2 separate regions of the Homo sapiens genome follow, and region 1 is linked to region 2. The links are chromatin contacts, found by Hi-C or POLR2A ChIA-PET in ENCODE. All regions are on one chromosome and are shown on one strand. Each heading gives the region's core, a stretch centred on a gene start or an enhancer-like site at or near the end of the contact. The rest is flanking DNA. Distances are from core to core; before and after follow the strand shown.

The links. Hi-C counts contacts between places; a loop is a spot of excess contacts on that map. ChIA-PET counts read pairs that join two places held with the same protein, here RNA polymerase II (POLR2A). Pooled maps may share reads with other maps.
Region 1: a map with no recorded cell type shows a loop between it and region 2 (6-fold over the local background). The contact joins two enhancer-like sites. A Hi-C loop is called at or near these places in 2 of 37 single-sample maps with no recorded cell type and 7 of 50 pooled maps. POLR2A ChIA-PET finds 5 or more read pairs at or near these places in 6 of 52 experiments (B cell, GM10248, GM12878 and 3 more).

The regions. Positions count from the first base shown.
Region 1 is chrX:41,115,729-41,118,676 of GRCh38, reverse strand. All of the region lies in intron 1 of USP9X (ubiquitin specific peptidase 9 X-linked), which reads right to left. Among named protein-coding and RNA genes, the nearest start is that of USP9X, 32 kb to the right of the region's middle. RefSeq lists an enhancer at 1,575-1,634. Within about 2 kb of position 1,581, at least 2 of the 41 ENCODE cell types and tissues checked have a DNase peak (open chromatin) inside an H3K27ac peak, as active enhancers do; they include B cell, where a contact is called at or near this core.
Region 2 is chrX:41,178,937-41,181,794 of GRCh38, reverse strand. The region is part of intron 21 of USP9X (ubiquitin specific peptidase 9 X-linked); the gene reads right to left. Among named protein-coding and RNA genes, the nearest start is that of USP9X, 95 kb to the right of the region's middle. Within about 2 kb of position 1,419, at least 3 of the 41 ENCODE cell types and tissues checked have a DNase peak (open chromatin) inside an H3K27ac peak, as active enhancers do; they include B cell, where a contact is called at or near this core.

The sequences.
Region 1 (2,948 bases), core at 332-2,831, 63 kb after region 2:
ATACAACCTCCACTCCCTACCATCTCCTCCTGAGAGTGATGAGGTTAGCGACTATATATTCCCAAGTGTGGGGCAAGTAGGGGGCCAGGGAGATCACCTTGTCTACTAAGCCAATACTGTGTCTCTTTTAAAAGTCTTTCCAGGAAGCAATACAAGGACGAACAAAATGTGGTACCTATGTTCAGTGGATTATTTAGTATTTTTTAAAAAGAAAGGAAATTCTGACAGGTGCTACGATATGGGTGAACCTTGAGGACATCATGCTAAGTGAAATAAGTCATTCACAAAAGAACAATACTGCATAATTCCAAGTACACGGGTACCCAGATTAGTCACGCTTGCAGAAACAGAAAGTAGAATGATGGTTGCCAGGGGCTGGGGGGATGGGGAGTTATTGCTTAAGGGGTACAGCGCTTCAGTTTGGAAAGAAGAGAAGTTCTGGAAATGGATGATGGTAAGCATCCCACAATGTGAATGTACTTAATGCCACTGAACTGCAAACTTAAAAATGGTTAAAATCAGCCGAGCACGGTGTTTCACGCCTGTAATCCCAGCACTTTGGGAGGCTGAGGCAGGTGGATCACCTGAAATCAGGAGTTCAAGACCAGCCTGACCAACATGGTGAAACTTGTCTCTGCTAAAAATACAAAAATTAGCTGGGCGTGGTGGCGCACACCTGTAATCCCAGCTACTCGGAAGGCTGTGGCAGGAGAATCGCTTGAATCCGGAAGGCAGAGGTTGCAGTGAGCCGAGGTGGTGCCACTGAACTCCAGCCTGGATGACAGAGTGAGACTCCGTCTCAAAAAAGAAGAAAAAAGGGCCGGGCGTGGTGGCTCATGCCTGTAATCTCAGCACTTCTGGAGGCCAAGGTGTGCGGATCACGAGGTCAGGAGATTGAGACCATCCTGGCTAACACGGTGAAACCCCACCTCTAATAAACATACAATAGCGGGCGCCTGTAGTCCCAGCTACTCGGGAGGCTGAGGCAGGAGAATGGCGTGAACCCAGGAGGCAGAGCTTGCAGTGAGCCGAGGTCGCACCACTGCACTCCAGCCTGGGCAACAGAGCAAAACTCCGTCTCAAAAAAAAAAAAAAAAGAAGAAGAAAAAAAAAAGGTTAGAATGGTAAATTTTATGTATATTTTCCCACAGTAAAATTGTATATATAGAGTACTCACTGTTCCCTTACCTTGCAGTTCTTTTAGCATTTGGAGATCATTTGAGCTAAAATACCTCAAAATTATATTCTCATATTTTTATGCACAATATCCTTCCATCTATATGAATTCAGTAACCATCTATACACAAATCAGAAATATCTGGCAAAAGTCATGGTATAAATTATTCTAGACAAAAGTATCATGTGGATAACTAAGGGACTATCCCTTTAAACAAAATAACTAAGATAAATGGGAAAAGCGGCAGTGTGAAACTCCTCTCTCAAAACACCTTTCTCTAAGACCACAGAACTAAATCATCTTCTGCTTATGACAGGACACTCAATCAGCAAAAGCCTCAAGCTGCTTGCTATCCCTATCTCTTATATAGTCTCGCCTTTCTAGCTCTTGGTTTCTGTTTCTTCTACCCGACAAGCTGTCCTCATTTCTATATTTCCGGTATTGCTGAGCAGGTATGTCAGGTCTCAGCATAGCATACTCTGCTGCATCTCTCTACTACCACATAAGAATTTGATCCCTTTCCCTCAGCACACTAAGATGCAAGATAAAGAGCAGGAAATAGGCATGGAGCAATTAAAAATAATTTCTGGATTCAAACATAACTCATTCAAAATCCAACTTCTGTCACTTACAATCTGCCTATCTTAAAAAGAAAGTAACAACCTCTCTCATTCTTTTTCCAGGTATTTAAAATTGAGATGCTATTACCCACACAAAAAAAAGAAAGCCATGAGAATTGCTTTAATAAAAGGAGTCTCACAAATAGCAAGCACAGTAATTCTCAAAAAAATGTAAATTTTCTTTTCCCTTTCTACAATGTACTGTGCAGAGTTCCTAAATATTTCAGGAATGAATCTGAAAATATTGCCTTCAGATATAATTTGGAAAGGTTTGAGTGGGAGAAAAAAACTTATCACAGATACAACTAAGTTATCCAAGAATAACACCACTACTTTTCTTAATAAATCCTATTCAATACTCAAGTGGTGGAAACAGCTGGGAATCACACAGCTTTGCCTGATTTCAAGTAGCAGTCTCACAACTCTAAAAGAGCCTGTTTTTTATGTCACAGAGATTTAGGCATACCTAGCAGGGCTAGAACAAGCTCTCTACCAAGTCAAAGCAGCAGTATCCTACACACAACTGAACAACTTAGTAATTATTCAAATCATTCAATATTTGACACAGTAACAATCACTTTCCATAGGCATGCTCAAATACAATGAATCACAGTGTGAAATTTTACCACATGAAGTTTTACGCTTTATTTCATAAAAACAAAATTATTACACAAACAGAAGCATCTTTAATTTTCTCAATGGGAAATACAACCAAAATGGTGATTTGATTGCCTCTACAACACACAACACATTTTCATATTCAAACTTAGCATCCTAACATCTTCCACAATGGGAAAAGCATCACCTTTACCTAGATAAAGGCTGGACTGCATTAAGTAATCTAGTACTCCATAAACAGCAAACCATTTACTTTAAACTTTGCAGAACTGAATTTCTCCAGCAGCTTTCACACAGGGCCTTAATACCAGAGAAATCCCTTTTAGAACAAAGAATTATCCTTTCTTACCCAGTCATTATCCCAACTCTGCTAAAATTTGCCCTATGTTCCAGAATCTCTCTCCTTTTATACAGCACGTTGAAATCCTCTGATTCTACATATGATCCTAGGATACTTAAGATTTTCTTCTCTCAATTTTTCTTTTCATCCAAAAAAAAGGTGTTTAAATAAAAACTCAAAGCTTAGTCATTCA
Region 2 (2,858 bases), core at 170-2,669:
AAGACCCCCATCACTACAAAAAAATTTTCAAAATAAGCCAGGTGTGGGCCGGGCGCAGTGGCTCATGCCTGTAATCCCAGCACTCAGGGAGGCGGAGGTGGGCGGATCACTTGAGGTCAGGAGTTCAAGACTAGCCTGACCAACATGGTGAAACCCCATCTCTACAAAAAATACAAAAATTAGCTGGGCGTGGTGGCGTCCATCTGTAATCCCAGCTACTCGGGAGGCTGAGGCAGGAGAATCACTTGAACCCAGAAGGCACAGGCTGCAGTAAGCAGAGACTGCGCCACTGCATTGCAGCCTGGGCGACAGTGTGAGACTCTGTATCTCAAAAAAAAAAAAAAAAAAAAAAAAAAAAAGTCAGGTGTGGTGGTGTGTACCTGTAGTCCTAGCTACTCTTAGGCAGGAGCCTCACTTGAGGCCAGGAGTTTGAGGTTACAGTGAGCTAGGATCATGCTGCTGCACTCTAGCCTGGGACACAGAGTAAGGCCCTCTCTCTTTAAAAAAAAAAAAAAAAAAAAAGAAATGAGAAATAGCATTTAAGCTATGTGTCCCAGGTGAATTAACAATCTCTCTGTGCTTCAGTTTCTCCGTCTTTAAAATACAGATAAAATTAATAATTTCCTTATAGGTATGTTGTGTGGTTTATCAGTGCTAAGAGCTTACAACAGACTTTTACAAAAGATGGTATTACATATAGAGAGGACTGCAGAAGTTTTAAGTTTAACAGCAAATCATAACATGGGCACTTGGCTTCAGGCAAAGATTCAGAATGAAAAGAAGTGTAACATTTGGGTGATCATTTAGCATTTGTGCACTCTTGGATGTATTTTAAATGGAGGGGAAAGAGAGAATCATTAGCTTTTTTCCTAGTCATTAACTATACCTTATAGAGATGATGTGTGGTTTAAGTTGAGTTTATCAGTGCTAAGAGCTTACAACAGACTTTTACAAAAGATTGTATTACCACGTTTTAGACACAAACTCTTAAATAAGAAAGGAAGCAGGAGCTCTAAGAAAAGGAAGTGACAGAGAGTGGTTTAATGTTTAATGAATACTAAGTGCCAGTCCCTAGGCTAGGGGTTTTCCATACATTGTTTCATTTAATCCCTGCAATTACACAAAAAAGTTATCATTATCCCAGTTCTAAGGATAAGGAAGCTCTAATAAACTATGAAACTTATGTTTAACGCCATAGAGTAGCAATTAGAAGCAGGATTGGAACTCAAGTCCATTTGAGTCCAAAGCCTATGATTTTCTGCTGCAATACAACCATTACCAGCTTTTTCAAAAGCTGGCTGTTTCAAATTTAGGTATTCTAGTTTCATTATATAAAACATGAAGAAAGCACCCACTTCAAGTTTCTTGCCTTAACTGTCTGACAAGAGCTCATGCTCGCCATCTGGTGGCATTAAGCGCCAATCACAAGATCAAGGATTCAGTGGTGGGTTTGTGTTTTTACAGTATGTTGTGAAGGTTGAATCTGCAGTAAAGCACTGCAAGGACTATTACTGAAATACTAACAAATGAAACTATGTAAATTCTAAACGATGTAACAGACAAGAATGAAATATATCTTTTGAGAGAAGCCTTAGCTAAGAATCTAATGTGAAATGCTTCTGTCCCATAATAATTGCAAAGCAAGATGAGAAGCCCAACAAGGTGTTTAATTTAGAAAATGGAGGTAATAAAAGCAGAAGACAGCTTTAAAAATTATGTCAACTAAATATGGTGTACTGCACTATATTTATCAGTACTTCATCCCCAAACCCCACTAAAATGAGAATGAATGAATATAAAAATACATAAACTCAAAAGAACATAAAAACAGAAGGGGAAGCAACACATTAAACAGCTGTCAACAAATTACTGACGGTGTAGTGAAGATGGGGATAGATAGTTGGTTTAGCTGAAGTTGTGAAGTTGGTTTAGTTGTTGTGAAGGCAAGGAGAAGAGGGTGCCTATAAATTAATGCCCCACTAAATCTGAGAAAAGCCAAGGGTATGAAAACAACAAACACTTGGGAAGGCACAAATGATTCGAAGGCCTAAAGACAGAGGCTGAAGACTGATTAAGAAGCCTTTCCAACTCCCTCAGGTTTCAGATTTCTCATTGCTGTAGAGATACAAATACGGAATGGAAGATGACTAGGAAGCTGGACTGGTACAAGCGTGAACCTGTGTTAGTTAACTGCAGGATACAAAAATCAATATACAAAACTAAGTAGTGTTTCCATTTGCCAATAGCAAACTATCTGAAAGAGAAATCAAGAAAGTTATCTCACAATAGCTACAAAAATATAAGATGCCTAGGAATAAATTTAAGCAAGGAGGAGAAAGATCACTACAAAAAAAACTGATGAAAGAACGAACACAGGACACAAATAAATGGAAAAATATTCTATGTTCATGGGTTGGAAGAACAAATATTGTTAAAATGTCCATATTACCCAAAGCAATCTACAGATTGATGCAATCTCTATTAAAATACCAATTATATTCTTCACAGAAATAGAAAAAACATCCTTTGAGGTGAATCTGCAAGGTAAAACAAAAAAATACAAAAAACACTCCTAAAATTCATATGGAACTACAAAAGACTCCAAATAGCCGAATCAATCTTGAGTAAGAAGAACAAAGCTGAAGGCATCAGCTACTTGACTTCAAAATTTACTATAGAGCAATAGTAACCAAAACAGCATGGTATTGACACAAAAATAGACACAGATCAATTGAACAGAATAGAGAACCCAGAAATAAATCCACATAATCAGAAACAACTGATTTTCAACAAAGGTGCCAAGAACACACATTGGGGGAAAAGGCAATCTCTTGAATAAAAATGGTGTTGCAAAAACA